Regions from separate parts of the Mus musculus genome. Here region 1 is linked to region 2. The links are chromatin loops, found by intact Hi-C in ENCODE. Cell type or tissue: left cerebral cortex. All regions are shown on one strand. Each heading gives the region's core, and the rest is flanking DNA. Links, peaks and the distances in the headings are about the cores only. Region 1 overlaps Wdr76 (WD repeat domain 76). Region 2 overlaps Frmd5 (FERM domain containing 5).

What was found. Peaks named below come from ENCODE experiments on the same cell type or tissue, not always from the same donor. Only the 100,000 strongest peaks of a DNase experiment are listed, where the experiment ranks them.
Region 1: a loop joins it to region 2, with 3 times the contacts of the local background. A loop is called at or near these places in 2 of 42 quality-filtered maps.

Annotation. Positions count from the first base shown.
Region 1 is chr2:121,514,936-121,531,704 of GRCm38, reverse strand. Wdr76 (WD repeat domain 76) reads right to left here. Exons shown (of 13, transcript NM_030234.2): 3 at 13,908-14,000; 4 at 12,232-12,287; 5 at 6,124-6,253; 6 at 4,802-4,903; 7 at 4,660-4,703; 8 at 2,741-2,894; 9 at 264-419. Among named protein-coding and RNA genes, the nearest start is that of Wdr76, 17 kb to the right of the region's middle. In left cerebral cortex, for the core only: a CTCF peak has its summit at 7,293; DNase peaks (open chromatin) are centred at 6,444 and 9,552; H3K27ac peaks cover 1,169 bases.
Region 2 is chr2:121,604,298-121,621,066 of GRCm38, reverse strand. All of the region lies in intron 1 of Frmd5 (FERM domain containing 5), which reads left to right. Among named protein-coding and RNA genes, the nearest start is that of Wdr76, 110 kb to the right of the region's middle. In left cerebral cortex, for the core only: a CTCF peak has its summit at 9,113 (motif pointing left); DNase peaks (open chromatin) are centred at 8,695, 9,065, 10,546, 11,689 and 3 more places; H3K27ac peaks cover 3,798 bases.

The DNA of each region.
Region 1 (16,769 bases), core at 4,275-12,274, 88 kb after region 2:
ATTCATACTAATTAAATTTAACTTTCATAACACTGTAAGGAAGATAACTGAAAATAATACTTCATAGCTAAGGAAACTAAGGCACAGAAGTTAAGAGACTTATGAAGGTCACACACACAACTGGTATCAGACAGTCTGGGACTTGAGTCAGTCCCTCAGCTGAACCACACTTCTCTCAACATGACACAGGAATCACTGTGGCATGTGATTGATAATCCAGAATGTCATCTGATGTCAGGTCGCAAATACATTTGCATAATTACCTCCTCAAACACAGCGCTGGAAAAATCACCACATCGCAGTGTGCCGTCATAGCTCAGGGACAGTAGATGGGCTGGGTTGGTGGGTGAGAAGGAGAGGCAGCTAACATACCGACTGTGAGCATAGAAAACGTACATCGCATCTTCACTCTGCTGGGTCTGGAACAAAGTCGGGGGTGAGGAAAAGACACAACTAGGGAAAGGAGTGATGGTTGCTGTCTTGCTATCATTGAAGGATTTACATCGGAATTACACTCTGTCCGTACTAACTCTCAATGTGTTCACTCTCCCAGACAGGCAGCACCAGTAACATTTTATAATCGTGTGCGTGCGTGTGTGTTGTGTCTGTGTGTGTGTGTGTGTGTGTGTGTGTGTGTGTGTGCAACAACATGCCCTCATAGATGCCAGGATGCACATACGTAAGTCAGAAGACACCTTGAGTCTGTTCACTCCTTCCACCATGTTGAGTTCTGGGTTCAAGCATGTGAGTCCACTAGACAAGCATCTTTACCTCTGAGCATCTCACAGGACTAGAACCAACAACTTTGTACTGAAATTCTTCCCTTCTGAACATTCAGTTTAAAAATGCCAATGCACAGCTGGGCAGTGGTGGAGCATGCCTTTAATCCCAGCACTTGGGAGGCAGAGACAGGTGGATTTCTGAGTTTGAGGCCAGCCTGGTCTACAGAGTGAGTTCCAGGACAGCCAGGGCTACACAGAGAAACCCTGTCTCAAAAAACCAAAAAAAAAAAAAAAAAAAAAAAAAAACCAAAAAAACAAAACAAAACAAAAGCTAATGCACAGTCATATTCCACATGTCCAGCTAGTTATAACGGAGCAAAAAAAAAAATTAAAAAAAAAAAAAAACCTATGACTTCTACCAGCAGACAACTGAGAAAAGAGGGTCACTTTAGCTTATTGGTGGCAAGGGGGACTGCTAAAGCTAGTCAAAGCAACATGGCAACATACCACCTCAAGACCAGTCTGGTCTGGTCAACACAGCAAGTCCAGGGACATCCAAGAACTATACATGTTAGGCAAGCATCCTACTGAGATTCATCACCAACCCCTCCATTTACTTAGATACATAATACATACATACATATATGTGTGTGTGTGTGTATATATATATATATATATATATGTATATGTAAAATCAAAAGAAATTCTAGACTCAGGAGTTGAAATTTAAAGTTACTTGGCATAAGTAAGTGCTGTGACTGTAGTTCAGTTGGTAGAGTATTTGCCTCGCATGCTGGAAGCTCTGGAATGAAAAAGACTCTTAAGAGCCTGCATGCATGTTGATGTGAGTATCTGGTACAGGGGGAAGCCAGGAGGTATTGTATCCTCTGGAACGGCAGTTACAGATGTTGTGAGCTGCCATGTGAATGCTGGGAATAGAACCCATGTCCTCTGGAAGAACAGTAAGAGCTCTTAACAGCTGAGGGAGTGTCCAGACCTAGATCATCAATTCTTTTGCCAAGCTCTACACACACACACACACACACACACACACACACACACACACACACACACACACACACACACATCACACGCAAGCGTGTGTACGCACGCATGAACATTAAAAAATAAAACAGTCTAGAGAGATGACTCAGTACCCATGTGTCCTCTCAAAACTGTCTGACACTCTAGTTCCAGAAGATCCAACACGCTCTTCTGGCTTTTGTGAGCACCAGTTATGGAAAACAATTCAGACATACATGCAAGGAAAAACACACATATATATAATGTTTTTAATTAAAAAATAAAAATAAGCCAGGCAGTGGTGGCACATGCCTTTAATTTAATCCCAGCACTTAGGAAGCAGAGGCAGGCAGAATTCTGAGTTCAGGCCAACCTGGTCTACAGAGTGAGTTCCAGGACAGCCAGGGCTATACAGAGAAACCCTGTCTCAAAAAAAAAACAGACAGAGACAGAGAGACAGAGAGAGAAGGTTAGTTAAAAAATAAAATCTTTTAGCTGGGCATGTCACACACCTTTGATCTCAGCACTTGGGAAGCAGAGGCAGGCAGAACTCTGTGATTTCATAGCCTGCTTGGTCTACAGAACTGTCTCAAAAAAAGAAAAAAGAAAAAAAAAAGAAAAGGAAAAAGAAAAAGAAAAGGAAAACCTTTAAAAATTCACCACAAATATGGAGGAAAACTTAACATTCAGATCCTATCAGACACTATTTTGAACATAATGTTAAAACTCAGAGTTTTCATGTGATTTTCACATATACACTTAATGTCTCTGCCAGATAATTATACCCAGATGGCTAAAGATATTCAAGCTAAAAGTGCTAGAGTTCTATAAAACAATTTTAAACTCTACCAGATTTCTAAAATTTAAAATCATAAAGCACAAAACAACAAATCTCAAGTAACATTTATAAATAAATGTTCTAGGCTATTTCTTTCACACATTTCCGTCAGGCAGACTTCAGATAACTTCCAAAAGGTAGTAGTACAACAACTTACCAAATCCCAAAGTCCAATTTGTCCAGACTTGGCCCCAGCTGCTACCAAGGTTCTCACTTCTGATGGGTGGAGGGCCACGGAGGAGATTGCTCCTTTGGTCACCTTACGAACAGTAGCCTCACTGATGACCATGCCACTTAAATTGGCTTTATAGCTACAAAAATTGGTAAGTTAAAAATTAAAACAACCAGCCGGGCATAGTGGCGCACGCCTTTAATCCCAGCACTAGGGAGGCAGAGGCAGGCGGATTTCTGAGTTCGAGGCCAGCCCAGTCTACAAAGTGAGTTCCAGGACAGCCAGGGCTACACAGAGAAACCCTGTCTTGAAAAACCAATAAATAAATAAATAAATAAAACAACCTCAACAGTCCAAGAAAGTAAAAAATAACTCTTTGCTTATGATAATGAAAAAACGTACAAGGTAAATACTGGCAAATATCCAACTCCCAGGTGACAACAGAAAACAAAGTCATCAAGGTAATTATTTTTCAATTATAAAATTAACTTTGATCATTTTAATGATGACAGCAAGCCTTAGGAGGCTACAGTTAAATCTGATATGCTTGTCCTGGAGACACAGCTTGGCAGAGGCAGCCACAGAGGATCCGCACTCCTGGCCCTTGTCCTGCTAGTAGCATAAAAGATTTTTAGAAAAAGTTCAGGGAACTGATTCAATGGTGTATAGTAAAAGCCATAAGGATGTCCCCAATGCATGGCTCATGAGTCCCATGTCTGGAACTCTAACCAACAGGCTATTAGCATATATGCACATACACACGCACACACAAACTAAACAGAAACTAACTCCAAACACCAAAAGGGCAAGAGAAAGTGCGATGTAGTAACTGTGCAGACACGCACGACACAGGCACAGTGTGGAAGTATATACACGTTAGAGTTACACAGAACGCACACCATGTATTTAAATAAAATGTGAATTCCTGTACTCAGCACTGAGTATATACCATATGCCAAGCTGTCATAGGGCTGAGATAAACTCTGCCTTCATAAAGCTTCCACCCAGTGTCAGGCCAGGCCTATTGCTGAAGGTTATATCTTAGCAACTTCAGAAGTGAGGACTGCAAAGCCAAGGCCTGACTGCTTTCAGGTGATAATACTGATTTAAACCTGACACAATTTAGAATCACTTGTCAAGAATCACTTGGAGAGTCCAGTAGGTCTGAGGAATGTCTGTAGAGAATTATCTTGACTGAGGTGGGAAGATGCACCCACTGTAGTTTGATCTATTCCCTAAGCAGAGAATCCTGAACTGTGTAAGAGGAGAGAAAAGGCGGGGTATGATGATGCACAGTACAATGTGGCCTGGACAACTTCGTGGTACTTCATAGAGAGATGGAGAGATGGCTCAGGGGCTAAGGGCAGTTGCTATTCTTCACCCACAAGGCAGCTTACAATCAGTTCCCAGGGATGCAGCATACTCTTCCGGCCTCTGTGGGCACCAGACACATGCAGTGTGCCCTTATGTACAGGTGGGCAAAACATTCATACACATAAGTATTTCAGATACATAGAGCCAGGTGTGGTGACAAACACATTTAATCTCAGAAGACAGAGCAGAGGGGAGGGAGGCAGAGAGAGCTCTGTGAGGTTGAGGCTAGCCAGAATACACAATGAGACTGTCTCAAAAAGGTAAAAAAATGAATAAAATATGCATAAAATAAGGCTAGAGACATAGTTCCGTGGTACAGCACTTGCCTAGTACACTGTAGGCTTTAGTTCAATCCCTGACACTACAAAGAAATCAAGCAAGCAAACCATTGTTAGCATAGAAATAGTACGGATGATTTTTTTTCACTTTTCAAGGTTTCCTATAATAGTATCCATTACACCTTTTATATTGCAAGCATCTCAAAGTATAAAACAAAGGTCAAAAGTAAAAGCCAAGGAATTTTAACTTACCTTTTAATACTAGACAGCCCCTTCTTGGTCTTCTCATTACTTGTCTACAACATTAGAAGAGACCAAAGGGCTAAGTGAATATGCATACATGAAATTTCCTTAGTACATGATCCTAAAAGCCGTAAACCATCCCAAGTGATACCTGGCTCATCTCTGCCCATGTCTTCAAAGATGCTTTCAACAGTTCACTGCTGTCATCTTGGTTTTCAGGAATCATTTCTAAGGGTCCAGGAGGTAACAAAGGCTATCAAAAAGAAAAGGCAAACCATGGTTTGTCCTAGAATGTAAACTGAGAAGGGCTAGGGGCTCAGTCCTCATTGTCACTACTTCCTTTCAGCACCAGAAACTGTGGTACACCAGTCATTCAAAATGGTTGGGTGTCACACAGTGCACTATGGTACCCACCTGTAATCCCAGCATTCAAGAGGATGAAGCAGGGATCATGAGTTTCAGGCTAGCCTCAGTTACATAGTAATCCCCTAGAAAAACATCTTCCAAAATTAATGCCAAGGAAGGCCTAAGATGAATCTCATGTGGCAGAATGCTTGCCTAGTGAGCCTGACACAAACCGGCTACTGTGGATTTCACCTCTGACCCCAGCACTGGGAAGGTGGAAGCAGGATCAGAAACTCAAGGTCACCCTGAACTATTTGGACTGCAAGAGTTCACTTTTTTTTTTTTCTTTAAAAAAGCTATGTCAAGGGATCCTCTTTTTTCATTTTGTGTATGTGTGATGTATGTGCGTGTGTGTTCGAGTGAATGTGGAGGGACAGGCCCATCACCCATATAGAAATATGTAGAAATCAGACAGCCTCTGGTGTTGGTGGTCCCACCTTCTATCTTGATTTGAAACAGGGTCTCTACTGTTTGCTGTCCACCTCACTATGGAATTAAGTACACGGTGCCACACCCAGCTTTCTGTGGGTGCTGGGTACTCACATTTGTACAGGAAGCACTTTACCCGGTGAGACAGCTCCTCAGCTCAATCCTTTATCAGTTTGGTCATATATTACTCAGTATTAATTCTTATGAAGACCTTTATGGATTCTACTTAATTTCCTTTTATAACATTTTGGAACTTCTGTTCTTTTATTCTAGGAATATTCTTACTCTCTATTCAGGCTAGCCTGGAACTATGAAACTCAACTCTCTTTAAACTTGTGACCATCCTCCTGCATTAGCCTCCCAAACACCAAGATTACACATGGGACCCACATTTTTTAAATCTGAAAACTGAAGCTCACGAAGAGCAAGTGATTTGCCCAAAACTCCACAATTCCTGCAGAGAAACAAACTATTACCCAGAACTAACAACTCTAAAGCCTTATTAAGCCATACAATATTCAAGTATTGAATCAATAAAATTGAAACAAAACAAAGATCCACTAGTATAATTTCAAATACTTTACACCATTCTTCAGATTCTGCTTAAGCTAAATGCACTTCATTTGTATTTCTTCTTACATTTTCTTCTTCTTCTACTAATGTTGGCTGTGTTGGAGATGCTGGTAATGAAACTCCCAAAGGGTCTACTTTCAACAACCGCATGGACCTTCGACATCCAATTTCATTTTCTTTCTTCTTAGGCCTCTTTCTAAAGGAGTGGAGGAAATACGCATGCTTTTCTCACTGAATAGTAAAATGCATTTAGCAACTTTTAAAAATCTTTCTAAATTTATTTTTATGGCTATCTTGGGTGTTCCTGTGGAAGCTGATGTATACCATGAGTGTGCCTGGTGCCCAAGAAAGCCAGGGGCATCCAGTCATGTGGAATTGGAGCTACAGATGCTAGTGAGTCACTTCTGTGGGCTCTGGGAACCAAGTCCAGGACACTGGAGAGGAACAATGTGTGCTCCTGACAACTTAGCCCTCTCTCCAGTCCTATACTTAGTAATTTAAAGGAATGAACATCTAAGAATGTGTACCAGAGGTACAATCACACATTTTATATATAAATATACAAAGCTGCACTGTCATACTCGAGTGTGTGTGTGTATGTGTGTGTGTGTGTGTGCTTATTTGTACGTGAACCATATACATACACTGCCCAAAGAGATCAGAAGAGGTTGTTAAATATCCTGGAACTGGAATTACAACCAGTAGTTAGCCTCCCAATGTAATTGCAGGGAATCAAACCTGAGTATTCTATAGGAGTGTCAAGTACTCTTAACCACTGATCTATCTCTTGGGCAGCACTGATTTTAATAAAGTCTCAAAATAACCTAAACTAAAAAGCTTAGCACAATGAAGTTGAGAGCCATTAAACAAAACATACCATATATATCTAATAGAATAATGTCAGATGCCAGGCAGTGGTGGTGCATGCATGCCTTTAAGCCCAGCCAGCACTTGGAAGGCAGAGGCAGGCAGGTCTCTGAGAGTTCCAGGCCAGCCTGGTCTACACAGGGAGTTCTAGCAGCCAAGGCTACACAGAGACACCTTATCTCAAACAATGCCATGCATAGTGGCTCACACTTATAACCCAGCAATCATAAAGACAGGAAGATTTCCATTAGTTAGAAACCAGCCTGTAAGCTACATGGTGAGTTCCAAACACCCTGAGATACATTGTAGGCCCCTGCCCTTTTTTCCTTGAGACAGGGTTTCTCTGTGTAAGCCTTGCTGTCCTAGAGCTCCCTCTGTAGACCAGGCTGGTCTCAAACTTACAGAGCCTGCCTCTCTCTCCTGAGTGCTTCCTGGGATTAAAGGTCTGTTCCATCTTTACAAAGCTGCGGGAGACCCTTTCTCGAGGAAAACACAAAACAAAACAACTAGGGCCAGAGAAAATGGCTCAGTGGTCAAGAGCATTTGTTCATGCAGGAGGCCTGGCTCACAACCATCCGTAACTCCAGCCTCAGGGGACCCACACCCTCTCCTGGTCTGCTCAGCACCAAGCATGCATGTGGTACACAGACATACATGCAGGCAAAACATTCATACACACAAGTAACTAAATCTAAGAAACTTTGCAATTAAAACAAGAAAAGAAAAACCATATCTAATAAAATAATATGCGTCTATAAAAATGAAATATGACTTAGGGTATATCTCTGAGAGAGAAAGCCTCTGGCCCCTGGCCATCACACACACACACACACACACACACACACACACACACACACACACACACACACACACACAGTGAACCACTAAAAACATGCGGTGAAACAAATAAAAAAACCAGAGGGAGAGAAAGCTGAGGAAAGAGATGCCTCTTAGAGTACTTCCAAAAACTAATGGATAAGGTTGGAAATGTAGCTCAATGGTGAAGTTCTGGATTTGCTCACCAACAATGTTTTTTTTTTTTTAAAAAAAAAAAAAGGTAATAGCATAGGTAATGATTTACACGCTGCTCATACAAGCTGCATAGGAATCTATTTCCAGAGACCCCCACTCACCCACAACTGCTCAGACTTCAGAATGCTCTGAACAGTGGCTAGAGTGCAGCTCAGTGGTTAAAAACCACTTGCCTATTGCGCCGTTCCAACCCCCAGGGATCTCCCATGACACAATTCTTTTTTTTTTTAAAGATTTATTTATTTATTATATGTAAGTACACTGTAGCTGTCTTCAGACACACCAGAAGAGGGAGTCAGATCTCGTTACAGATGGTTGTGAGCCACCATGTGGTTGCTGGGATTTGAACTCAGGACTTTCAGAAGAGCAGTCGGGTGCTCTTACCTGCTGAGCCATCTCACCAGCCCCATGACACAATTCTTACAGGACATTTAATTACTGTACAGAGAAAACTTAACTGTTAGCAAAATATAAAAGCTTAGATAGGGGGGCTGGAGAGATGGTTCTGTGGTTAAGAGCACTGACTGCTCTTCCAGAGGTCCTGAGTTAAAATCTCAGCAACCACATGGTGGCTCACAACCATCCATAATGAGATCTGATGCCCTCTTCTGGTGTGTCTGAAGACAGCTACAGTGTACTTAGATATAGTAATAAATAAATCTTTAAAAAAAAAAAAAAAAAAAGCTTAGATAGATAATGACTTCTTCAGAAGCAGTTAGGTGCATCCTGGAGACAGTTCAGTTTGGGTGTGCCTCTAAAAGCCTCCATAGATACGAATGCTAAGGAATGGAAAGTTGCCGCCTACTAAGGCGGTAACCCTAACCCCAACCCTAACCCCAACCCTAACCCCAACCCTAACCCCAACCCTAAACCCTAAACCCTAACCCCAACCCCAACCCCAACCCCAACCCTAACCCTAACCCTAACCCCAACCCCAACCCCAACCCCAACCCTAACCCCAACCCCAACCCCAACCCCAACCCTAACCCTAAACCCTAAACCCTAAACCCCAACCCTAACCCCTAACCCCAACCCCAACCCCAACCCCAACCCCAACCCCAACCCCAACCCTAACCCTAACCCTAACCCTAACCCTAACCCCAACCCTAACCCTAAACCCTAAACCCTAAACCCCAACCCTAACCCTAACCCTAACCCCTAACCCCAACCCCAACCCCAACCCCAACCCTAACCCTAACCCCAACCCTAACCCTAACCCTAACCCTAACCCTAACCCCAACCCCAACCCTAACCCTAAACCCTAAACCCTAACCCCAACCCCAACCCCAACCCCAACCCCAACCCCAACCCTAACCCTAACCCTAACCCTAACCCCAACCCCAACCCCAACCCTAAACCCTAAACCCTAACCCCAACCCTAACCCCAACCCTAACCCTAACCCTAACCCTAACCCTAAACCCTAACCCCAACCCTCCCTATTAAGGGAAGTAGCTTCAGAGAGGTCTATGACCTGAGGCAAAGACAATTGGGTGGCCTTGAGCTATCCCCACCTTAAAGGTAAAACAGTTCACTCCTACAGACTTGGCTGGCAGCACCACCCACAATGATAATGAGGCGCAGCCTGCCAAGACTGTGTGGGAGGAGCAAGAGACTTTTTATAAGCAACAGGACCTTCGATATATCTCTCTCCCTCTCTCCTTCCTCACATCCCTACCTTCTCTCTCCTCTGACTTCCCTTTTCTCAGTTATGAAAGGAGCTCAAGGTAAGAGACAGGAATTGTCTCTTCGGACTTTCAGTAACAGCAGAGAAGCAGTGGGCAGGACACACTAAAACAGTCTTCTAGGAAAGAGAGCTTAGAAGCCCTCTAAATCTGAGGACAGATAGAGATTTCTAAAGAGGTAGCAGGATCATGCTTCTAAATAGATATTCTGTGTATAGCTAAGAAAATAAAGTTACCTCCCTGAGGTAGCAGGTTTTTATCTCAGTTTATACCTCCACCTCTTTACAGGTATAAATATTAGATAATTAAAGCAGGTACAGAGAAGCACTCTTCATAATGATAAAAATCTGGACATTAACCATAGAATAAACTGAGGCAGTGGGTGCTGCAATGAGGCAGTGTGCACTGACAACACAAAGCCAAGAGAACCACAAGTCTGAAGCCAGTCTGAGCTACACAGTGGAATAGGTACAGGCAAACAGGGCTGCACGGGGACCCATCTCAGAAAACAAACTGGGAGGGGAGACGGCTCAGCAGGTGGTCAGTTGCTACACCGTGTAAAAAGCTGGATGTAGACATGCAGACCTTTAAGGCCAGCATTAGAAGGTGAAATGAGGAGGATGCTAAGAGCTAGCTGACTAGCCTCGCTCAAAAGAGACAGCTTCCAGTTCAGTGAAAATAAGATAGAGAATAAGAGAGCGACTATGTCCAATGTGTGCATGCATGCACACAAGCATTCATAGCCACACACTCACCTGCACATACCACATACACAGAGCACATGCTACACACCTGTGCATGCATTCACACAGCCCTCATGCCCACACTCACCTGCATACACCACATACACACAGCACACACTACACACCTGTGCATGCATTCACACAGCCCTCATGCCCACACTCACCTGCATACACCACATACACACAGCACACACTACACACCTGTGCATGCATTCACACAGCCCTCATGCCCACACTCACCTGCACATACCACATACACAGAGCACATGCTACACACCTGTGCATGCATTCACACAGCCCTCATGCCCACACTCACCTGCATACACCACATACACACAGCACACACTACACACCTGTGCATGCATTCACACAGCCCTCATGCCCACACTCACCTGCATACACCACATACACACAGCACACACTACACACCTGTGCATGCATTCACACAGCCCTCATGCCCACACTCACCTGCATACACCACATACACACAGCACACACTACACACCTGTGCATGCATTCACACAGCCCTCATGCCCACACTCACCTGCACATACCACATACACAGAGCACATGCTACACACCTGTGCATGCATTCACACAGCCCTCATGCCCACACTCACCTGCATACACCACATACACACAGCACACACTACACACCTGTGCATGCATTCACACAGCCCTCATGCCCACACTCACCTGCATACACCACATACACACAGCACACACTACACACCTGTGCATGCATTCACACAGCCTTCGTGCCCACACTCACCTGCATACACCACATACACACACAGCACACACTACACACCCCACATGGGGGGATGAAAGAATAAATCTGGGTCACCAAGATGGTTCAGTGTCAAAGGGACCTGTAGCCAAGGCTGGGACCCACATGGTGGAAGGAAATCAATTCCCACAAGTTGCTGTAGGATGTACACACCCATAAACACAAAATTTAATGAAACTTTAAAAGATAATCCCCAAAAAATATGAAAATGGCATCAGATTATAAGCATCACTCGATGGTTCACAAGTTCAAGACAGCTTGTGTTACAAGGTGTGTCTCATCTGCATGAGATGCAAAAAAATAAAAAAAGGGCTGGTGGCACAGACCTGTAATCCCAGTACTCAGGAGGCAGAAGCAGGAGGATCTCTCTGAGTTCGAGGCTACACTAGTCTACAGAAAGAGTTCCAGGACAGTCAGGGCTACACAGACAAACCCTGTCTTGAAAAACACGAAAATTAATTCTTTAACAAATTTAAACCTGGCTTTGGTCTAAGAGCAAGTTCCAGAACGGCCACAGAAACTCTACCTTAAAAATTTTTTTTTAATTTTATTATTAATGTATATTTGTGAGTGTATGTGTGAGCTTATAATCTCTACATTGTGCAGAAGTCCCCAGAGACCAGAAGAGGGGTCAAATTCCCTGGCAGTAAGTTTAAGCAGCCATGAGGGTGCTAGGTACCAAACCTAGGTCGACTGAAGAGCTGTTAACCACTGAACCAGCCCAGATTTGTTCACTTTCAAAGGCTCTGTCCTCTTTACTATCCAACTACAACCCCCACGCTACCAACCTGATACCTCTGCCTCTACAAACACTAAATGCCAGAACCTTCAGACTCACATGACTTCCAAGGAATCACCAATCTTTGTGAACAATAAATGTGTGAGCTAGGCAACAGGGCACACGCCCATGACCCAAACACTTGAGAAGACAGTAAGAAGCTTGAGGCCTGAGCCCTGTCGCAAACTTGAAACCCTCAGCAACATTTCTCGGTCCAACTTGAAACCCTCAGCAACATTTCTCGGTCCAGAGGATGTTAAGCACATCCTCTTCTGTTTTACCTCTTTGACTCAGGTGACTCGCGCTTCTTTATCATCCCACGGAGCCGTGCAGCCGACTGAAAAGCACACAACATATATGTACACATAAATATGCTACCATATAGCTACACTGTTTACCCATTAAGTGTCTGCTACTATAGCTACGTTTATTTAGAAAATATAGAGTCTTAAGATGTGATACTTATTGTTAGTAGATAAATATACCGCCTGTCAATAACAAAAGCGAGTATATATCGCCATCTAACATACTGGCATTCTGGTTCCTGAACCAAGGTGCTTATGAGTTTACAGGATTAAATACAGTATTTAGTAAACATACTACCACAGGACGGGCAGTGTGGCTCTGAAGCACAGCACCTGCTCAGCATGCATAGGAGTGCCTGTATTCACAACACTGCAAAAGAGAACTGTAAAACCTATTATGTGGAGTGAGGTGGCTCACACTTATCTATAACCCAACATTTAGGAGTCTGAAGACAAATGCAGTACGTTCACGGCCGGCTTGGCTACCAAGGCTGTCTCAAAATAAAAGAGCCAGTGAGATGGCTCTGTAAAAACAAAACTGCCAAGCCTGACAACCTGGATTTGGGCTCCAGGACCCACGTGGGACAGGACCACAGCTGACCTCTGACCTCCACACATGTGCCATAGAATGCACTTGTCTTTCTCAAAATAAATGTAGTCAAGAAATTGGAAGAGTCAGCCATGGTGATGCAAGCCTTTAATCCTAGCACTCAGGAGGCAGAGGCAGGCTGATCTTTGAGCTGCAGGCCAGTCTGGTCTACAGAGCAAGTTCCAGGGCAGCCAGGGCTACACAGAGAAACCCTGTCTCAAAAACCCTAAGTGGATGACTCCTGAGGCAAACACCTGAATGACTTATCCATGATTGACCTTTGGCCTCCAAATATACACACACCAAAAAAAAAAAAAAAAGGAAAAAAGAAAAAAAAATGCCTAGACTCAATTAAACACGGTAATTAAAAACATGGATCGGGCTGCCATCAGACATCGCTTAGAAGAGGAGCCCAGTAAGTAAATATCAAGACCCTCTGGGAACCTACTGGCTAATAAACTTTCCCAAGTGGTTTGCAGTCCTCTTTTGCTGATCTTGATTTTTGAGATAGGGTTTCATGTAACCCAGGCTGGCCTCAAACTTACTATGTAGCTTAGGGATGACCTTGAAATACTACAGTCCAGCCTCCACTTACGTTCAGGGAGGGGCAGCATGCAACACCCACCAGCAGGCTCACAAGTGTCTAAAACAGGACATACAAAGAAAAACAAGCAGCTAAGCACTGTGGCACACGCTTTAATCCAAGCACTGTGGTAGGTAGAGGCAGACAAGCCACTGTAAATTCAAAACCAGCCTGGTCTCTGCAGTGAGTACCAAAGCAGGAGGACAATGACCACAAACCACCTTGCGTCACACACTGCTTGAATTTTGCCTTCCCTCATAGGACACTATGGAAGATTAGAATCTAATTAGCTCACTCTCAGTTTCTTTTCTTTTTTTTTTTAAGATTTATTTATTATTATACATAAGTACACTGTAGTAAGCCACCATGTGGCTGCTGGGATTTGAACTTAGGACCTTCTGAAGAGCAGTCAGTGTTCTTACCTGCTGAGCCATCTCTCCAGCCCATCACCTTCACTTTCATTACAAACTTCATACATACCTCAGCTAACTGAAGGGAAGCAAAAAAGTTTGCATTTTCTCTGATGTTCCTCAGTCTCTTCCTTTCATAAGGTGACAATCCTGAAAAATCATCCTATAAAATAAGCGACAGCCACCCAAAAAAAAAGATCAGTCACTTCCTCATTGATAGCAAGAACATGTAAAACCAGACACTCACTCTCTACCCAGATACTTCCTTTCAAACTGCACACAGACACTAATTATTTCATATTATCTCAACAAACAGTTCACAGTCTTTGCTGGATGGGATAGTGGGAGAATCCTATCCTGGGATGACTGTATGGTTTTCCATTTAAAAAGGAAGTAATCTGCCTGACATGGTAGCATACACCTTTGATCCCAGCACTTGGGAGGCAGAAGTCAATGGATCTCGGAATCTGGTCTACATTGTGAGTTCTAGGACAGCCAGGGTCCTGTGTCTCGAGGAAAAAAAAAGTAATGAGATACTGGGAACCAAATGTCATGCATTACAGCAAACTCTTTCCAGCAGGTGAAAGATATTTTTAATCATCATCAACCATGAAACACAAGCAATCAATGAATACATGCATGGGTGGTTCACACTTGCAAATCCCACCCCTGGATGACAAAGGCAGGATTCCTGGGGCTCATTCTTTAAATCTCACATCTTTATATTTATTGTGCATGCCAATGTGTGTGCATCCACATATGAAGGTCAGAGGACAGCTCTGAAAACCTGGCTCTCTCACCATGTGGGTCCTAGAGATTCAATGCAGCGTCGGCCTAAGCAAATGGCACCTTTACCTACTGAGCCATTTCCCTGGGCCACAATTTAAAAACCAGGGGTCAGGGGATTACAAGCAGCAAAGTGCTGGGTGCCTTATTTTTGTGAACATGTGCTCCAAAATAGAATTATGTGTATGTGTACACATATATGTGTGGGATTATCTTACTAAGAACATGTGCATTATTACTTTGACCAAATAAATAATCTTCTCCAAGGGAAAGTGGAATGTTTGCATTTGGCATTGCCTTGGTTTTGTTGAGGCAGGGTTTCTTTTTTTTCTTTTTTTTCTTTTTTTAAAAAAAACAATAGTTACATCATACATGTGTATATATGTACACATGTTCTTTTTTTTTTTAGAGATTTATTTATTTTATGTATACGAGTACACTGTAGCTGTCTTCAGACACACCAGAAGAGGGCATCAGATCCCATTACAGATGGTTGTGAGCCACCATGTAGTTGCTGGGACTTGAACTCAAGACATCTGGAAGAGTCTTTTCTCAATATATACTTTATTGGGCTAGAGAGATGGCTCAGAAGTTAAGAGAACTGACTGTTCTTCCTGAGTTCAAATCCCAGCAACCACATGGTGGCTCACAACCATCCATAATGAGATCTGACCCCCTCTTCTGGTGTGTCTGAAGACAGATACAGTATACTTACATATAACAATAAATAAAATCTCTGGGCTGGAGCGAGCGAGGCTCTGGAGCGAGCAGAGGTCTTGAGTTCAATCCCCAGCAACCATATGATGGCTCACCACAATCTGTACAGCTACAGTGTACTCATTCATAAAAGAAATAAATAAATCATATATATATATATATATATATATATATATATATATATACACACACACACACACACACACACACACACACACACACACACACACATATTGGTATTTGGCCTGCATGTATGTCTGTGTGAGGGTGTCAGAAGTCTTGGGACTGCAATCACAGACAAGTGTGAACTGCCACTTGGGGGCTGGGAATTGAACCCAGGACCTCTGGAAGAGCAGCAATTGTTCTTCATTCCTTCGCCATCTCTCCAGCCCAAGAGAGGGTTTCAGACATCCCAGGCTAGGCTTGAACCTATATATGGCCAAGAATGACCCTTTAACTTTGGATCGACCTGTCTCCCAAGTGCTAGCACCATCCCAAGTGTATACACTACCTCAGCTGCTGATGGGTGCTGGTAATGAATCCAAGAGCTTCTACAGGGAGGGGCCACTCTACCAACTCTGCTTGATCCCTACTCCCTCCACCATCCACTTTCATTCTCCCGTGGGGTCAGGATCTTGCTACTTAGGCTGGCCTGGAACTCACTAAGTCCAGGCTGATCACACACTCTTAGTGCTCCTTTCAGTCTCAGCACACGCCAACAAGCCCAACTTTGTCACCACTGCCTTATAACTGTGGCTTCCTAGCTTGATGACCTGAATTTGATCCCCCATATCCACAAGGTGGGCAGGAAAGAACCAACTCTCAAAAGTTGTGCTTTGATTTCCAACTACATGAACCCACAATCAATCAAATCAATCAATAAACATAAGAATAACTTTTTATGTCGTTTCTCAGGAGTGTCACAAGCACTATCCTTGAGCCTACAGTTTCAGTCATAGTCAACCAGGATTCAAAAGCATCCACTGGAACTTTCAGAAATAAACAATTCATAAGTTTTAAGCTCTGTGCTTTTCAGAGAAGCATGTAAAAAAAAAAAAAAGAAAATCTCACAACTCTGAAATGTTATACACTGAACAAAACACATTATCATGTCTCCCTACCCCCAAGGGACATATTCTAAGACTCCTAAATGGCTGCCTGAAACTATGAACACCATAAACTTTACATATAATTTTTCTCATACATATATTATGCCTATAGTATGCTCTAACATAACCTAGGTATAGTAAGACACTCGAAACAGAGGCTGACGGTGTGGTTTAACACTTGCGTACCACAGTAAAGACCATGTGTTCAATTTCTGATAGCACACACATCAAACAAGTAAGTAATAAAATCTGAGGGCTGAAGAGATGGCTCAGCAGTTAAGAGTACTTACTGCTTTTCTAGAGGATCAGAATTCAAGTCT
Region 2 (16,769 bases), core at 5,375-13,374:
GCACCATTCCGCCATTCCTTTGCCTTGTTATCCATCAATCCAGCCACATGAGTGGGTTTTCTGAGAGTCTGGGTCCCAGTGTGGACTCAAGTGCACCATTCTTTGTCAAGACAGGTTAATGACTTTTAATTAAGAAAAAAGGACCATACACCGAGTCATTAACAGAGCTAAGAGAAACCTGAAAGACAGAATTGAAATCCTCTTAGATACACTTCACAAATAATCAGAATGGTTTCACAGATGGCACCTGCTGGGCCTCTTGGACCCACAGCCTCTCCATCTGTAGGACAGACTCACAACAGTGACTAGTGTGTAGTTTCTTCAGTGACAGGGGAGGAACAGATGAGACAAGCACCAAGTGTCTCAGAAAGAGCGGTGAGAGAGGGAGGCGAGACGGTGACTCGACTCGCTCCTGGAACAAGGAAGCTCAGGGAATTTACTGGGAATCAAAGAAAACTGGCAACTGAATTAGTAATTAGGTAGAAGTGTTTGTTTTGTTGTTGCCATTGTTTATTGTATAAGGTACCACTAAATGTGTTCTGCCATGCTGATAAGAGACTGTTTGAAAACACATCTTAGAGGGCTAAAGAGATGACTCCGCCGGGTGTCCTGAGTTCAAATCACAGCAACCATCATGGTAGGTCATCTATAGTGGGATCCGATGCCCTCTTCTGGTGTGTCTGAAGACAGCAACACTGAACTCAAATATATAAAATAAATACATCTTTAAAAAGTCTTAAGAATACAATGTGCAAAAAATAAAAATAAAAATAAAAAAATAAAAAAGAGTACAGTGCTCCCACCAGATGTGGTAAACACACCTTTAATCTCAGTACTCAGGATACAGAGGCTGGTGGATCTCTGTGAGTTCATGGCCAGCCTGGTCTATAGGATGAGTTGTAGGACAGCCTAGGTTAAGTGTTGAGATTCTGTCTTGTGGGGTTGGGAGGAGAGCACAGTGCTCGAGATTATGGTGCCTGGAGTTAGGCTGTCCTGTCTAGCAATGGAGTACTTCATTTGGGGGCGTCTTAGGGTGATCATTGCTGTGATGAAACACCAAAGAGACTTGGGGAAGAAAGGATTTTTTTCAGCTTACACTTCTACATCTCAGTTCATCATCAAAGGAAGCCAGGACAGGATCTCAAGCAGGACAGGGACCTGGAAGCAGGAGCTGATGCAGAGGCCGTGGAGCAGTACTGCTTCCCGTGGCCTGCTCAGCCCGCTCTCTTCCAGAACCCAGGACCATCTGCTCAGGGCCGGCCACAGCCACAAAGAGCTGGGCCCTCTCTCATCAATCACTCATTAAGAAAATGCCCCACAGGTGTGCCTCCAGCACAATCTTATGGAAGCAGCCTCCCAGTTGACACTTCATCCTCTGGTGACTCTGGCTTGTGTCAGGTTGACTTAAAACTACATGTACAGGAGGTGGCCTGACTAATATAACAGAGTACCTGCCTGCCTCCCCACTGTCAGTGGAGAAGCTGGGATCGAGCATGGGCTTCGCATTTTTCTGACCACCTCACTGGAGCGAATGATCAAGCTCTGTAAGAGAAGACACACACCAGTTATTGTAGATAAAAGGATAAATAAAGGAAGTGACAATTCTTCACTTCTACAGAACTAGAGATAGATGATAAAGAGAGAGAGAGTTAGGAAAATGGGAGGAACAGTGCCTCAGTGCTGTGGAGACTGAAGCAGAAGCAAGCAGTTTAAACCGTGGTCAGCTCTTGGGCCAGGAGATAACTCAGTTCATAACATGTGAAGACCCAAGTGGGAATCACCAGCACCCGTGTAAAAAGCCAGGTGCTGGAGAAAGAGAGATAGGAGGTCCCCTGACCACCAGGTTAGCCCAAATCAGTGACTCCGGGTTCAGTTAGAAGGTAGAGAGCAGTAAAGGAAGTTTTGCAGTGCCAGCCCAGGCCACACGTGCACACACATCCTCATATGCATGTGCATACACACAGACGTACACATAGATGCCACACATGCACAAACTAAAACAAATTCATTGAAATGGATTTTGAAAACAAAGTTTGTCCTTAGTGAACATTGGCCACCTCCCTCCCTGCTTGTTCCTTCCTTTTCTGAAGTTCATGAACCAACACTGCAGAGCCTGTCTGGACAGATACACACACGGGGAAAGGACTGAGAGCCATCTTCTACAGACCCTCTCTAGGCATGGTGGCCCCTGCCGCTAATTCTAATACTCAGGAGGCAGAGGCAGAGAAAGGATTTCCCCCAAATTCAAGGCCAGCTCGCTCTATACAGGGATTTCCGGGCTATAGAGTGATAGACCCTGACTTTAAAAAAAAAATGTTTTTAAAATCATTTTGTTTGATGATACTGAGTATTCCAAAATGGAGGTGAAGAAACATAGATATAGTTATATTTGGAGATATTTTCATTTGCACGTGACCCAGGAACAGCATCATAGCCTTGTAGATTTCTCCATTCTGTTTCTTCTTGTTGAGCACATGTTTATAAGTAACTAAGATGTTGAAAACTTTGGAGCCAAAAAAAAAAAAAAAAAAGGATGTCATCTCAGATAATGTCTATTTTAAGTGCCTTGATGTTGTTTGTTTTTTACATCTCTCTAAAAAAACCAACCAACAAACAAACAAACAAACAAAAAAAACCCAAACCTGATTTGAAGGCCGTCAGCAGGAAGCTCATGTCCCTCGTGGTGGAGCTTTTGTGTAGGAGCTGATTTATGCCTTTGATGCTTGAAGGGACTTAAGGGGGGAAAAAAGGTGTCAGGATTAAAACATTAAAAATAGAACCATAAATTCCAAGATTAAGTCCCTTGAGTTCCTTGGCATTTGAAGTAATTTCCCCAAAGTAACTTCCTTTGTAAAAGCCCATAAATTTCTGAGAAAGCTCCCTGGTAGTACAGTGGTTAGAATAAATTTATGAGAAATAAAACCTTATCTGCTCTAGAGATTATTATGTAAATAAAAAAATAGGATTAGACCAAACCAAGCATTAGTTGGGAAGTGTGATGAGGTCATGTTCAAGTTAGTCTGTGAAGTGCTGAGGAAGTGGCCTTCATCCAGGCTAGGTGAATACAGCGACGAGTAACTTTCTAGATGATCCCCGTTTGCATGTATTTAGCATCATCTTTGACTTATCCACAGGTAGTATCCTGTCAATACCCGAAACCCAGAAGGATTCTCCGTCCCCCATTTGTAATACCAAAAACTGGTTCCCTTTGACCACCAAGGACCCTGCCTGGAAGGAACTGGTCTCTGAAACGGGTGGTTTCTTCTTGACCATAATCAGAGTCGGGACATGTAGAAGAATCATTGTTCCTTCATTGGAAGATTTATTTCCTTCAGAGATAGCTCATGAAAATGTATGAAAAGGTCGTGTATTAGCTAGACAAGGTGGTGCAGGCCAGGAGACAGAGGCAAGAGGGTTGAAACCAGTCTGACGTAGCAAGATCCTGGCTCAAAATCAATTTCTGGTCAGCAAGGTGGTGCATACCTTTCATCCCAACAGTTGGGAAGCAGAGGCAGGTGGATCTCTGAATTCAAGTCCAGCCTGGTCTTCAGAGCAAGTTCCAGGTTAGCCAGGGCTACACAGTACACAGGGGAACCCTGTCTCACCAAAACCACCACGATCACAACAACAAACAAATACACAAACTTCATGCAGGTTTGGAAGCTAACGATGCCCAGGGCCTACACCCAGCAGGCAATCTCTCTGCTTCTCCCTATTCCCATTCATGTGCACACATCAGACTTCCAGTTACTGCTACAAGATTAACAAGAAATCCTTCATGGCAACTGGATCCCCATTGGCTGTCTTTTCTTGGTCAAATGCTGAGTATTTTTGGTTTGTGATGATAACTTCATTTCAAGCCTGAGAGAGCAGTTGACCTGCCCTTGGTCTAACAATACTGAGCAGCTGCCAAAACCTATTTCACATCCGGGGGAAACATGTCCCTGAAGAGGGGACATAGAACCATGCATGTTTTTTTTTCCAAGATGTCTCTTTGGGTACCACATCAGGAAATGTTCTTCCAGTGGTGGTGTTGTAGGGAGCTTGTATTTGGCATTTTATTATATTTTTATACACAAAACACATATACACATTTAGGTAAAACACTCATATAGACAAAAAAATTAATTAAAAAAAGTAATGAAGTATCTTTAAGCTCACTGTCTCCTCTGGCTGGCAATTGTTTCAGACTCTCATTTCACTCACTATATTCCTATGTCAAATTTCTCAGCAGTGTATTCACTTGATCTAGACAATAGGGTATATGGTTCGCTCAACCTCACCCTACTGACCTAAAGATTTATCTAGGAAATCTTACATTGTGTCATTCCCAGAAAGCCTTCCTGAATGTTTTCTCTGAGACTAAACTCACCCAACTGCTCTTTCATCTGTTCACTAATATTTATTATTCTCCCATAACATTTTTATTTATTAATTTTATGTATATGAATACATTGTCGCTGACTTCAGGCACACCAGACGAGGACATCAGATCCCATTACGGTTGTGAGCCACCATGGTTGCTGGAAATTGAACTCAGGACCTCTGGAAGAGCAGTCAGTGCTCTTAACCTCTGAGCCATCTCTCCAGGGTAGCTCTACATTTTCTAACCCCTTATTTTCATTTCACCATATATTTTAGAGTTAAGGGACACCCAAACAAACCCAGCCAGTCTGTCCAGCTTTCTTTGTACCACACTTTTGAGAGATGGGAACTTTGTCTCTCCATTGAGATGGATGCCCACTGTAATTAAGAGCTTGCGAGAATGCTATGGGTGCCAAATGGCTGATACCTAACAGCATGCAGAAGGAACATTTCTGAGACCAGTTTAGCCAGGGTTTATGGAGTACTGTGGCCAGGTTCATTGACAAGGCTTGAGTGGGTAAATCTTGAGTGGATAGACATAGCAGGTTCCCCCAAGGTACATACTCTGAAAGGCTGAGGGAATGACCCAACTGTACAAATATCCAATCCCAAGAAAGTCCTATGTGTAATGCACCTGCTTGTAATCTAAAAGACAGGCAGGAAGATCTCAGCAAGTCAAACCTAGCCTGAGAAGTACAGCAAGTTCCAGGTCTCCTTGGGCTATAGTGGAAGACATCTAAAAAGGGCAGCTGGCAGGCAGGGGCTGGGGAGGCAACTCAAGTCAGTAATGTGCCTGCTGCACAAACATGACTTGGGTGTGGATCTGCAGTGCCCAGCTGAAAGTTGACACAGTGCACCTCTAATTCCAGTCTGAGGAGTCGGAGAGATAAGCAGCTCCCCGTAGCTCGTTAACCTAGCTGGATTAGTGATCTCCAGGTCTCAAAACATAAGGTAGAGAACAATGGAAAAGATACCCAATGAGGGGTCTCTGGCCTGCAGACATGGACACATATGTATGTGTGTACCCACACACTAGTCAGAAAGAATAAAAAAAAAAGAGGGTCATCCTGGGTAACGTAGCAAGAGCCTGTCTCAAAAATATTTTAAGAAAACTTTATGGGAAAAAAGTCAATCTCTTAGTCTTAGGCCTTGTAAGACGATGGAAACAAGTCTCACTAAGGGCATAGAATGTCCTCTCTCATCCCTCATTAGACAAGGCTATTTCAAGAGAAGGTAGATACGTCAAGTGCCAAGCCATATAGAAGGAGTTGCTACGAAAGTGCTAAGAGAAATGTCATAGCAGTTGTTCAGATGCGGCATACCAGGATGAGTCACACCTTCCCCTACACACATTGTCACCTACACATTTGGGGATGGTGTCAGAGCAAGGAAAGAGCAACCCCGTGTACCTCTGTGGAGTCGTTCTTATGCCTACTCCTTGACATCACTCATCCAACAACCCTCCCCACCTCCTACTTGGCCTCTCAGTCCCTACGTTAGGGATAAGGAACCACACAGAGGCTGAGTAGTTCCAGGCCAGAGTCACTATCCCGCGGCACCTCCTGGCCAGTGACAGCAGTGAGTGCGCTGAGGATCTGCTCCCAGTCTCAGCTCCATCAAGGCATCCACCTGGTGACTTACAGGCAAAGGCATCTGGTCCAGAACACACTGGATCACAGCCTTGTGGTTCTGTGCCAGTTCCCAGTGACAGGAGCCAAGCAGAAAGGAATGTGAAGGTCACAAACTGAGTTGTCCTTTTCTTGGTGATATCTCACTGCTTCTGGGCACCCGCAGGCTCCGACAGAGTGGCTCCAGGCCCCCTCCCCACATCTTTTTCTAATCATCATTCTGCCCAAGTAGCCCAGAATTTTCTCAGAGAACAGAAACTTAGCAAGCATCTAGCATCTGCCAGTTACACAGTGGGAGGAGGGCCACTAAGGAGATGAGCCTTGCGATGAAGTCCTGGGCAAGGAAGCACAGGGACCTAAGTTCTGATCCCTGGCACCCGGAAGCCAGGCATGGTGCCATGAGCTTGTAGTCTCAACACTGGCAAGACAGAGCAAGGAGCACCCCTGGGACTCACTGGCCAGCCAGCCCGGCTGAGTCTGTGCCTCTAGCTTCAGTGAGAAACCCGATCTCAAAAAATAAAGTGAGGCAGGCAGTGGTGCCATATGCCTGTCAGGAGGCAGAGGCAGGTGGATCCCTGAGTTCAAGGCCAGCCTGGTCTACAGAGTGAGTTCCAGGACAGCCAGGGCTACACAGAGAAACCCTGTCTTGATAAACCAAAAATAAGGGAAGTATTACTACTAACAACAACAACAATAAAGTGGAGAAAATTGAGGCAGACACCCAGTGTCAACCTCTGAGCTCCACACTCCTGTGCATTTGTGAACCCGCACCCTCAGGTACACATGCACATACCCACGTGAACAGTAGATGCCATCTACTAATGATGAGAATGAACAATCGTAGTCATCAAAAGTGAGTTAAATAGGAAGGCCATTTGTTCCACTTGGCTCTGGATTTTTTTGTCTGTGCCTGTACAAATCACAGGCAAGCTCGGGATACCCGGGATACCCGTGGAAAGGATTAGAGTGTGATAACTGCCATTATTACTGGCGTTTTACTTTTCACACACCTAGGTGCAAATAGCACCCTCGGAGGTAACAAATGCAAAAGTATGAAGTAGAGCTTGCTAAGTGCTCTGTTTACACAGAGAGTGTAAATTAAAGCTGTGGTTTAAGGCTGTGTGAAGAAGGAGTTGGGGGTGGGGGGCAGTCAAACAAAGGGCCTGCATGCCCAGTAAGCAGAGCCTGGGGAGGCCCCATGCTGACAAGAAGGTAAGACCAGGTATTATCCACATGGGTTCTCCCAGTGCCCTCTGACCAAACCTCCTCTTTGTTGAGTGTTTAGTTCCAGTACAGGAGCGAGTGGCACCTTTCTCTTTAATTCTGTCCCTCCCCCTGCCTCCCTCTACCATCAAGGGTTGGGCCAAGAATGAAAGATGGCTTCTTCAGTTTTTAAAAAGCTCAGTGTAGCTCATTATTCTGAAGTTCACCTGTGGGGACCTCATGCTGCCGTATGTTTGGGGGAAAAGCTACAGATGATGTGTGTGCATTATAGAAGCTGCGCTCTATAGGTGAGGGCATAGTCAGTGTCCTATTGCCGTGAAGAGATACCATGGCCAAGGCAACTCTTCAAGGTGAAGAGTTTAACTGGAGCTGGCTTACAGGTTCAGGGTTTAGTCCATTGTAGTCATGCTGGGATCATGGCAACACACAAGCAAACAGTATTGGAGAAGTTGCTAAGAGTTCTACATCCAGATCTGCAGGCAGCAGGAAGATACACACACACACACACACACACACACACACACGCACACACACACACACACTGGGCTTGAGCATTTGAAACCCTAGAGCCCACCCCCAGTGACACACTTCCAACAAGGTCACACCTAATAATGCCACTCCCTGGTGACCAAGCATTCAAATCTATGAACCGATGGGGGCCATTCTTACTCAGAACACCGCAGTAGGCTTACTCACTGAATCCACACAATAACAGGTGGGTCTGCTTCCAGGGGGAACTCCAAGGAGCAGCCAACAAGGTCTTTGTGAAGTGTGGTCCTTCCTCAAGCTCTGCCTGGCAGGTTCCATGCATTTAAGCTTCCTTAGGGAAACCTCGAGGACTCCTTATTAAGTACGGCAAGATGACACAATGGTGAGCTCCTAGCTCTGCCCTTGCACAGGCCTGCAAGAGGAGTCCCTGGGCTGTGGTTTTAATTTCAGAGCCCTTGGGGAAAGGCAAGAACATTTTCCTATCGAAGTCTAAAGCAAAGTTGTTGGTAGAGAGGACTTAGAGAACCATAGGAGGGCCGTCCCACAGCGAGGGCCACACCCCTCCCTAGTTATACCACTTCTCAGGCCCAGACTTTACCTCCCCCCATCTTCATTTCAGTTCCTGCTGACTTAAGCTGTCCTTAAATTACAAAACTATTTCTACCTCCATCCCCTTCTCTGGCTCACTTCCCTTCCGAGATGAACTACCCGAAGGCTGCAGCCAATCCATCTTTCTTTCAGCAACTCCTAACAAGCTACAGCAAGCTGTACAACAGCCACACATCCAGACATCATCTGTCCCAGCTAAAGAGGACCTGACTCAGAGGCTAGGGGCTCCCTTTCTTCTCACATGGCACTTTCTGGGTCGCCAGTCTGCAGTGCTAGAGCTCCATAGCCCAAGCACACCATCTTTGTGATGTCTGTGTTCCCCAGAGCTCTAAAATGCAGCAGTGCACCAAGGGAGATGGACTGCTGAGCTGTTGCTGGTTTTGCAATACCTGGGTGAGGAAATGGCATTCCTTTCTTGTTGGCGGAGTTATGCAGGGTAATTACACACGTACCCCTGTGTGACACTGGGCGGAATCTCATTAAAATGGCATAAGGGGAAATTAGGTTGTGGTAGAGAAGAGTCATTTCATTACAGTTGACTGTAATCCACACAACAGAGCCCTGGCCCGAGCATAAATGCTAAGGTGGCTCTGTCTTCCTGATACAGTGTGTGTGGGATACATATTTAGTGTGGCATTTGCTTATCTGGGGAAGGATGAAAAGTCAGCGTGAGGCTGCCCCAGCTCTCCCCTCCTGGTGAGGAGGCTGATGGCTGTGCAGAGCAGGTTGTTGTTTGATTTTTACTCCTCCTGGGAAAGCTGCATGGGCACCTTTGATGGGGCCCCCCACTGGCAGCTTCACTACACAGCAACCCTGAAACACGAGGGTGCTTGTACAAACCGGAGCCCAGCAGAACGCACTCCATGGGATCCATTTAGTATAGTGTCCCACCCAAGATGGGAGTCAGGCCTGGGACAAGTAGATTGTGTGGGCTGTCGTTCCTTTATCCTCAAAGGGGCGGCAGGCATGTTCCTTCAGCTCCTCGCCGCCATAGAGAAGGGCCGTTCTGAACAGTTTACCCAGTCTAACCCTCAGAAGCATCTCATGGCATGCCACTATCTGAGGGACTTCACACGCTATCTCATCTGGTAGGTGGCGATTCACAAATCGATTCCTGGAACCCACATAAGGGTGGAAGGAGAAAACCAATACACAAAGTTATCCCCTTAGCCTCCATTCGTGGGCTGTGGCATGCATGCATCCATGTGTGCACATAGGGACACTAATAATAAACAAGATTATATGTCATGCATACAGCATTTAGAAACTAGGATTAAAAATAAACCTTGAAGTAACTTTAGTACCTTAGTATGCTGATATTTAAGGGTTTTTTTTTCTAGTGTTTTCTTCATGCATTCTTACATATTACCAGCTTTTAAAATGTGATCGACTTCTATTTATATGAAAGGCATTATATTAGTGTGTGTGTGTGTTCCTGCTTTTAAAAGTACTAAAATGACAGTGAGGGCAGCTGGCTTCTCTCTCAGGGCTCAGCAGCTGAGAATCTACAGGTTGTTGTAAAGATGTCCCAGCTGTGCAGTTGTTGTTCTCTTCCCCATCTCAAGATGCCAGATCCTAGGCTACGCTCACACTGAACTCAGATTTACCCAGTGAGTACTTGACCTTGGTCTGTGGTCACTTAGATAAAATGATGATTTTGAGGCTCAACTGATAATGACTCTGCCCAAAGGAGTGGTTACATCAATATTCATGTATGCCCGCCTCAACTGAGATGAGGTATGGAATCAGCAACTCCAAGGACCCAGGACGAATTTTTTTGTAATTACATTTGTGTGTGTGCACACTGTGCACGCACGAATATGCACATCCTGTAGAACACACGTGGAGATAAGAGGACAACTGTGGGCATTGTTTCTCTCCTTCCACGGAGTGAATTCCAGGGATCAGATTCAGGTCATCAGCCTTGGCAGCAACTCACTGGCCCTCTGCTCCCTCCTTCCACTCTCTAACCACCCGTCTGCCACACATCTGTCATAGGTGGCCGCTAAGCTAAAGAGCCTTTCAAAGTTGCCCTAACCCTGGAAGAGATGAGACAGCTCCCCCAGCCCCCATGTCAGGCATGGAGCCTGCATTTGTAACCAGAGTCTGCCGGGGCAGTGTAGGAAGTGTCTGGTTCTACAGCTAAGAAGGAAGAGGGACACTGCTGAACACAGCTGAAAAAACTGACAGATACTTATGTTGGACAGCTCATCTGTCAGGTCGACCAGTAAAGTCCAAAGCTTCCAGCTGCCTGGCAAGTCTTCTTCCTAAGCCCCGGTGTCTGTGAAGCGTGCAGATGCCATCTTTCCCTCTTCCATCTTTTTTTTTTTAAGTAAGCGAAGCTCCCTGGAGTACACTTACTCTCCAAATGTGTACACAGGCAAGCCGTGAGCGATCGCTGCTGTCTGTAATGGATGCCTTGTGTCCAGGATACTTCCCTGAGCATTGTGCCGTTCATCCTAGTACTTCTAATGCATGATTAATGTGTGTTTAAACAGTCATCGCCTGATCAGACCGCTTCACCTTAGGGATGCTGGGAGCACACAAAGCACACTGACACAGAAACACCATCAGCATGCGAGGGAGCCATCTGACCACCCTAGTGCTGTGTGAGGAGTGACCCGCTGAGGCTCGGGTGGTAGCTGAACAGCCTTCCAGCTTCTGTTGAGCTGCAGATGGCTTTCAGAGACCCCCACTTAAGGAGCAATTTAAGTCTCTTGTCTGAGCATCTACCAGCAAGGCTCCAGGAGCTCCCAAAAGGAGGACTGGGTGTTCGTCTTACCTGAAGGGAGCTTTAGGTCTAGCAGGAAGAATGCGTGCGAGTGACTATGTCTCCAGATACAAACTTAAGAGGGCCTGGAGTCTGGTTTAGAAAATTCAGGGGAAGTCCAGGCCATTGCAAAAGCGGAGGACCCGAGAGTGTAAGAGAAGGGTACAGAACGGTATCCACACAGGCCACCAAAGTAGGAAACTTGGATGCCTGTGACCTGCCTTGTGCAAGCCGTGCTGAGCTCCCTCCCTGTGGGTAGGACAAGCCCTGACTTCCGCATGCTTCTGCTTCTGGCCTGTCTGACTGTAAAGCAAAGTGTCCCATTGAAAAGGTCCCCACAAGTCTAGATTTTTTTTTTTTACCCACCCACCGCCAGTGTAGTTTGAGCCGAGAGTGTGAGGTAGCAGACTGAGCTCTTAGCATTCTCACCTCACGGGCTGTTTGCAGGCATCAGGGTCCTTAGAAGATACGCCTGTGACTCATACGGACCCTGAACCTTGAAAGTGGGTCATGCCTGACAAGTGGAAGAGAAGTTTTGCTCTGCAGGATGTTAGTTGGGCGACGGTGCAGGCCTGTCCTTTTCTGAGAAGTCTTAGAGCTGGTTGCATATAAATAGACCCTAAAAATGGGAGCCTGGCTTGGAGATATCTATATGGAGAGTATCGCGGTGTGTGTATATTTATACATACTTTGAAAAAAAAATCCCCCTTCCTTCTGGAAACTGCTTTAGAAGTTACACTCATAATTGCTACATGATTCAGCCACCAAGCTACCGAAATGTTCCCCTCAAGGAGTGTTTGACATTCAGTGGAAATTTTAATATAATGGAGTGAACATGTCAGAAATCCAAGCAGATTTTTAACTCTTTGGCTTGTTCGTATTTGAAAGGATAGCTTCCAGTAAGCTTTTTCCTCCTCTTCTCCATGGCTTAAAAATAAGGCTGAGTAGCAGAGACTAATGCGGATGCCTCTGGGGCGGCTTCTGATGTATCTTAGCCTAGTTCCCAGGCAGCAGCCCTCCAGCCAGCTTTAACCTGTCAACTTTGGGAAATGCCTGCTAATGCAGAGACCATGTGTTCAGGTCTGTGGTTGGCCAGCTCAGTCACTTACTGTGAAAGCCACCCATCCTTTCTATGGCATCTCATCCATCACCTGCCTCATAAGGATGTCGTGACGATAAAGTAACCCGTGCACCACACTGGATGCTCTTCCAACAAGAGATAGATTCTCTTCTTTCTTCCCACCCCGCTTCAGGATGTCCACCTGGGGGAGGAGAAGCCCAAGGATAGATAGCTATTCCTAAAATGTTAGCATACCCATTTGTTAGCTGTTACCATCTTGGGTGGAAAGCTTTAGATACCGGGGTGGGGGTGGGTGGGAGGAGTTTTAGCTGGAGAAGGGCTTAAGTTATCTGATAATTTTCATGTTTCACCTGCCGCTGCCTCAGTGGTAAGTGAGGTGACTTTATGAAAAGCTTTGCTTTTCCCAGGGCTCTGTGTACGGTCTTTTTTTTTTTTTAAAGATTTATTTATTTACTATATGTAAGTACACTGTAGTTGTCTTCAGACACTCCAGAAGAGGGCATCAGATCTTGTTACGGATGGTTGTGAGCCACCATGTGGTTGCTGGGATTTGAACTCAGGACCTTTGGAAGAGCAGTCAGTGCTCTTAACCGCTGAGCCATCTCACCAGCCCCTCTGTGTACGATCTTAATGTGCAACTGTCTTCGCTTCCTGAGTGGCCTTCCACCTGCCTTCTGATGGTCGCACCTCAGTCAGTGATTTAAATCCTCTATTGCCTCCTCCTCAGTCTTCTTTTTTTCCTCCTTTTTCTGGGTTTTTGTTTTGTTTTGTGGGAGAGAGACTGTTGTTTCCTTTCAAGACAGGGTCTTGTTAAATTTTATTTAAGCCATGCCCTAGTTGGGTCTTAACTGTCAACTTGGCTCAGCCTAGGGTCACCTAAGAAAGAGAGATTCAATTGAAAGGTTTCCCAGGAGCCCCGCGTGGTGGCGCACGCCTTTAATCCCAGCACTTGGGAGGCAGAAGCAGGCGGATTTCTGAGTTCCAGGACAGCCTGGTGTACAGAGTGAGTTCCAGGACAGCCAGGGCTACACAGAGAAACCCTGTCTCGAAAAAACAAAAACAAAAAAAAAGAAAAAAAGAAAGGTTTCCCAGATAAGACTAGCCTATGGGCATGTCTGTAGGGGGTTGTCTTGACTATTAGTTGATGTAGGAGGGCCCAGCCCACTGTGGGTAGCACCATTCCCCAGGCAGGTGGTCCTGGACTGTATTAAAACTCTAGCTGAGCATGAAGTATAGAGCAAGCCAGCAAGCAGTCCTGGTGAACTCCCGCTTCAGTTCTTGCCCTGACTTCTTTCAATGATGGACTGAGACCTGGAAGTACAAACTAAAATAAACCCTTTATTCCCCTAAGTTGTTGTTGGTCATGGTATTTGTCATTACAATAGGAGGCAAATTAGAACAAGTACTAACTTTAAATGGAGTCACTTCTACAGGTATAAGAAGGGTTTCTTTTCCCATTGGACCAAATTGGCAGGATATTCAGGGAATTTAAAAGCTTATACGTTTCTAGCTTATAAGTAAACAAAGGGGTGGTTTAGTGTTTGAAATTGTGTTACTCAAGGTTTAAAGACTGAATTGCCTGCAGGACTTCCAACGTAGCAGCCTTAATTAATTTTAGTGGATGGATTAACCAAGCCAGCATTTGGATATGTCTATCTTTAAAGTGAGCTTGAGGTATCTGAGGAGCAGACAGGGTGCTATGAGGCTACATTGTAGGAGAAAGGATTAAGAAAGCAGGAGTCAGCCGGGTGGTGGTGGCAGAGGCAGGTGGATTTCTGAATTCGAGGCCAGCCTGGTCTACAAAGTGAGCTCCAGGACAGCCAGGGCTACACAGAGAAATCCTGTCTCGAAATTAAAAAAAAAAAAAAAAAAAAAAAAAAAAGAGCAGGAGTCAGTCTTCGGTCTCTTCCATCTGTACAGCCCCTCAAGCCACCTGCCACACCTAGCCCCCACTAACGCCCTTTCAGTCAACCACTGTACCCCAAAGCCTCGTAAGCACACAACACAATCCAGCATCCTCTGCTAGCCTAGACCTCTTTGTCATGGTCCCTGAAGCATTTTACGTTAATTCATTAGAAGTGCCGCAGTGTGGTGGGGGCTGTGGGTTGGAGTGAAAACAGAACAGTGACTCGGATCCTAAATTTCCTCATCTGAAGACTGGAGAAGCATAGAGATAATGTGTAAATACAATGCCTGGCACACAGAACGCAGATTCTGCCATCTTTAAGCATGCTTCCCTTCCACATGTATGTGGAATGTGTAAATGTGACAGAAGGAACTGTCAAATCATAGGCATTCACGATCATACTACACATGGGCCACACACGCTCAAACAGAGAGGAGGAGGAGACCATGGAGGTGCTGCTCTGTAAGGCTACCCTGGTCACAATAAGCAGAAACAGATACATGACACAACTCCGGCAGTCACAAACATTACTAATCGGAAATAGAACGGGGCAGGAGAGATGGCTCAGTGGTTAAGAGCACTGACTGCTCTTCCAGAGGTCCTGAGTTCAATTCCCAGCAACCACATGGTGGCTCACAACCACTGTAATGGGATCTCATGCCCTCTTCTGGTTTGTGTCTGAAGATAGCTTCAGTGTACTCATAAATAAAATAAATCTTAGGAAGGAAGGAAGGAAGGAAGGAAGGAAGGAAGGAAGGAAGGAAGGAAGGAAGGAAGGAAGGAAAAAAAGAAGGAGACAGGATGGGCTAGAACACTCAGGGTAAGGAGTTGCTGCCAAACATGATAGCCTTGTTCAATTGAGCCTGGTTCAATCCCCAGGACCCACATGGTAATGGGACAGGTCCAGTCCCCAAGAGTTCTATATTCTGTCCTCCACATGGGTACCATAGCACACATGCATGTACACAGGTGTAAATAAATGTAATAAAAATTTTTTTTAAAAAAAAGAACAGCCTGGAGTGGTAGTGTACATCTATAATTCCATCACTTGGGATGTGGAAGCAGGAGGATCAAGAGTTCAAGGTTGCACTCAACTACATCTCAAGTTCCAGGCCAACCTGGGCTACTTGAAGCCCTATCTCAAAAAGCCACATCGTGATGATGATGATGATGATGATGATGATGATGTGATCAGGAGGACTAGAGAGTGTTTCAGGAGCTGGAAGAGGAGACAGAGGAAGGGTGACCTTGGGAACTTTATTTAAAAGGAGATAGGAAGCTTTGCTCTGTCTTCTGTGACCCACACCAATGTCAGCGTCATAAGTCATCGTAAAATGTGTGTGCACTTCAGCACATTTCAAGTGCAAGCCTTTGGTTACCCACCCTGTTGCTTCCTCTTAGTTTCTTCGCATCGAGTAGATGGTAGGAGCCTAGCAGCCGTTAAACTGGGCGTTAAGTATCCAGTATCCACTCATTTGTAGTGATGTCCTCATGTAACAGGCAAAAGCAACGTCACTATGCCTTTAATTAAGTGAAGACTCGGAACAGTTACCACCCCCTCTGTTTACAACTGAGGACAACTCTGGCATCTGTTTAATACTCTTTGTAGTTCTTTGCGTGGGGCAGAAGGGTGTCTACAATGACATCCCGAATTTTAGCAAAGGCAGGTGCTGCTTTCTGTAATGACCAAGTACTTCCCGCTGAGCCCTACCTGCCCACAGAAGATGCTCAATGCTAGTGAAACATAAAAAGCACCACTGAGGTTTCATAGAAAGCAGACAGGAACTGCAGTTGGGTCTGCCCTTGGGAAAGGATGTGGTAGGGGTCACCTCCCCACTGGTGGCTGGTGGCTTATGGACACACCCCATCTGGTGTCATATAGGGAGGGCAAGGAAATGCAGTTTATGTCAAACTCATAGAGGCCAAACTTTGGGACAACTGCAACAGCTGGGGAATGGAGGAAAATTCTGCAGGGGGTGGGGGAGGCAGGCAGAGGACCCTTGAGTTCTGTGTGTGAGTCCTGCCCAGATGCGTAAGCTGACCCTGAACTCCTGCCTGAGCTATTTGATGAGGAATTTAAGTATCAGTGGGGCTAAACACACAGGCACATATGAGACCATTAAATAACAAGGCCACAGCAGTGCCAGGAGGACCTTGATTCATAGTACACACCATAGGGATTAAGTCAAGATATGTATTTAGGGACTACAGAAGTAACAAGAGAAAATAGCCCTAGCCCTTAAGGCATTTATAGAGTTTTAAGAACTTGAATGTTGACCTAGAACAAAACAGAATATTGCAAATGATGGAATAATATACAAATAAAGGAAAATAATTCTGCTGAGAATCAGTGCTGTTTTGCCTAAGTGTTCGTGTCTGGCTAGAATGTAAACAAATAGAGACAGAAGAGAATATTCCACACACGTCCAGAGGTGCAGAGGAGAAACAACAGGGAGATGGGTTTGATAATGTCAAGAAGCAGATTTGATTAAAACTGGGTATCTGGTGGCTTGGGGATGGGAAAGAAAGGGAAGTGACCGATGAGTCATAGCATTGAAAAATAAGGAGATATTGCTGGGTGGTGGTGGTGGCACACACCTTTAATCCCAGCACTTGGGGAAGCAGAGGCAGGCAGATCTCTGAGTTTGAAGCGAGCCTGATCTACAGAATGAATTCTAAGACAGCCTGGGCTATACA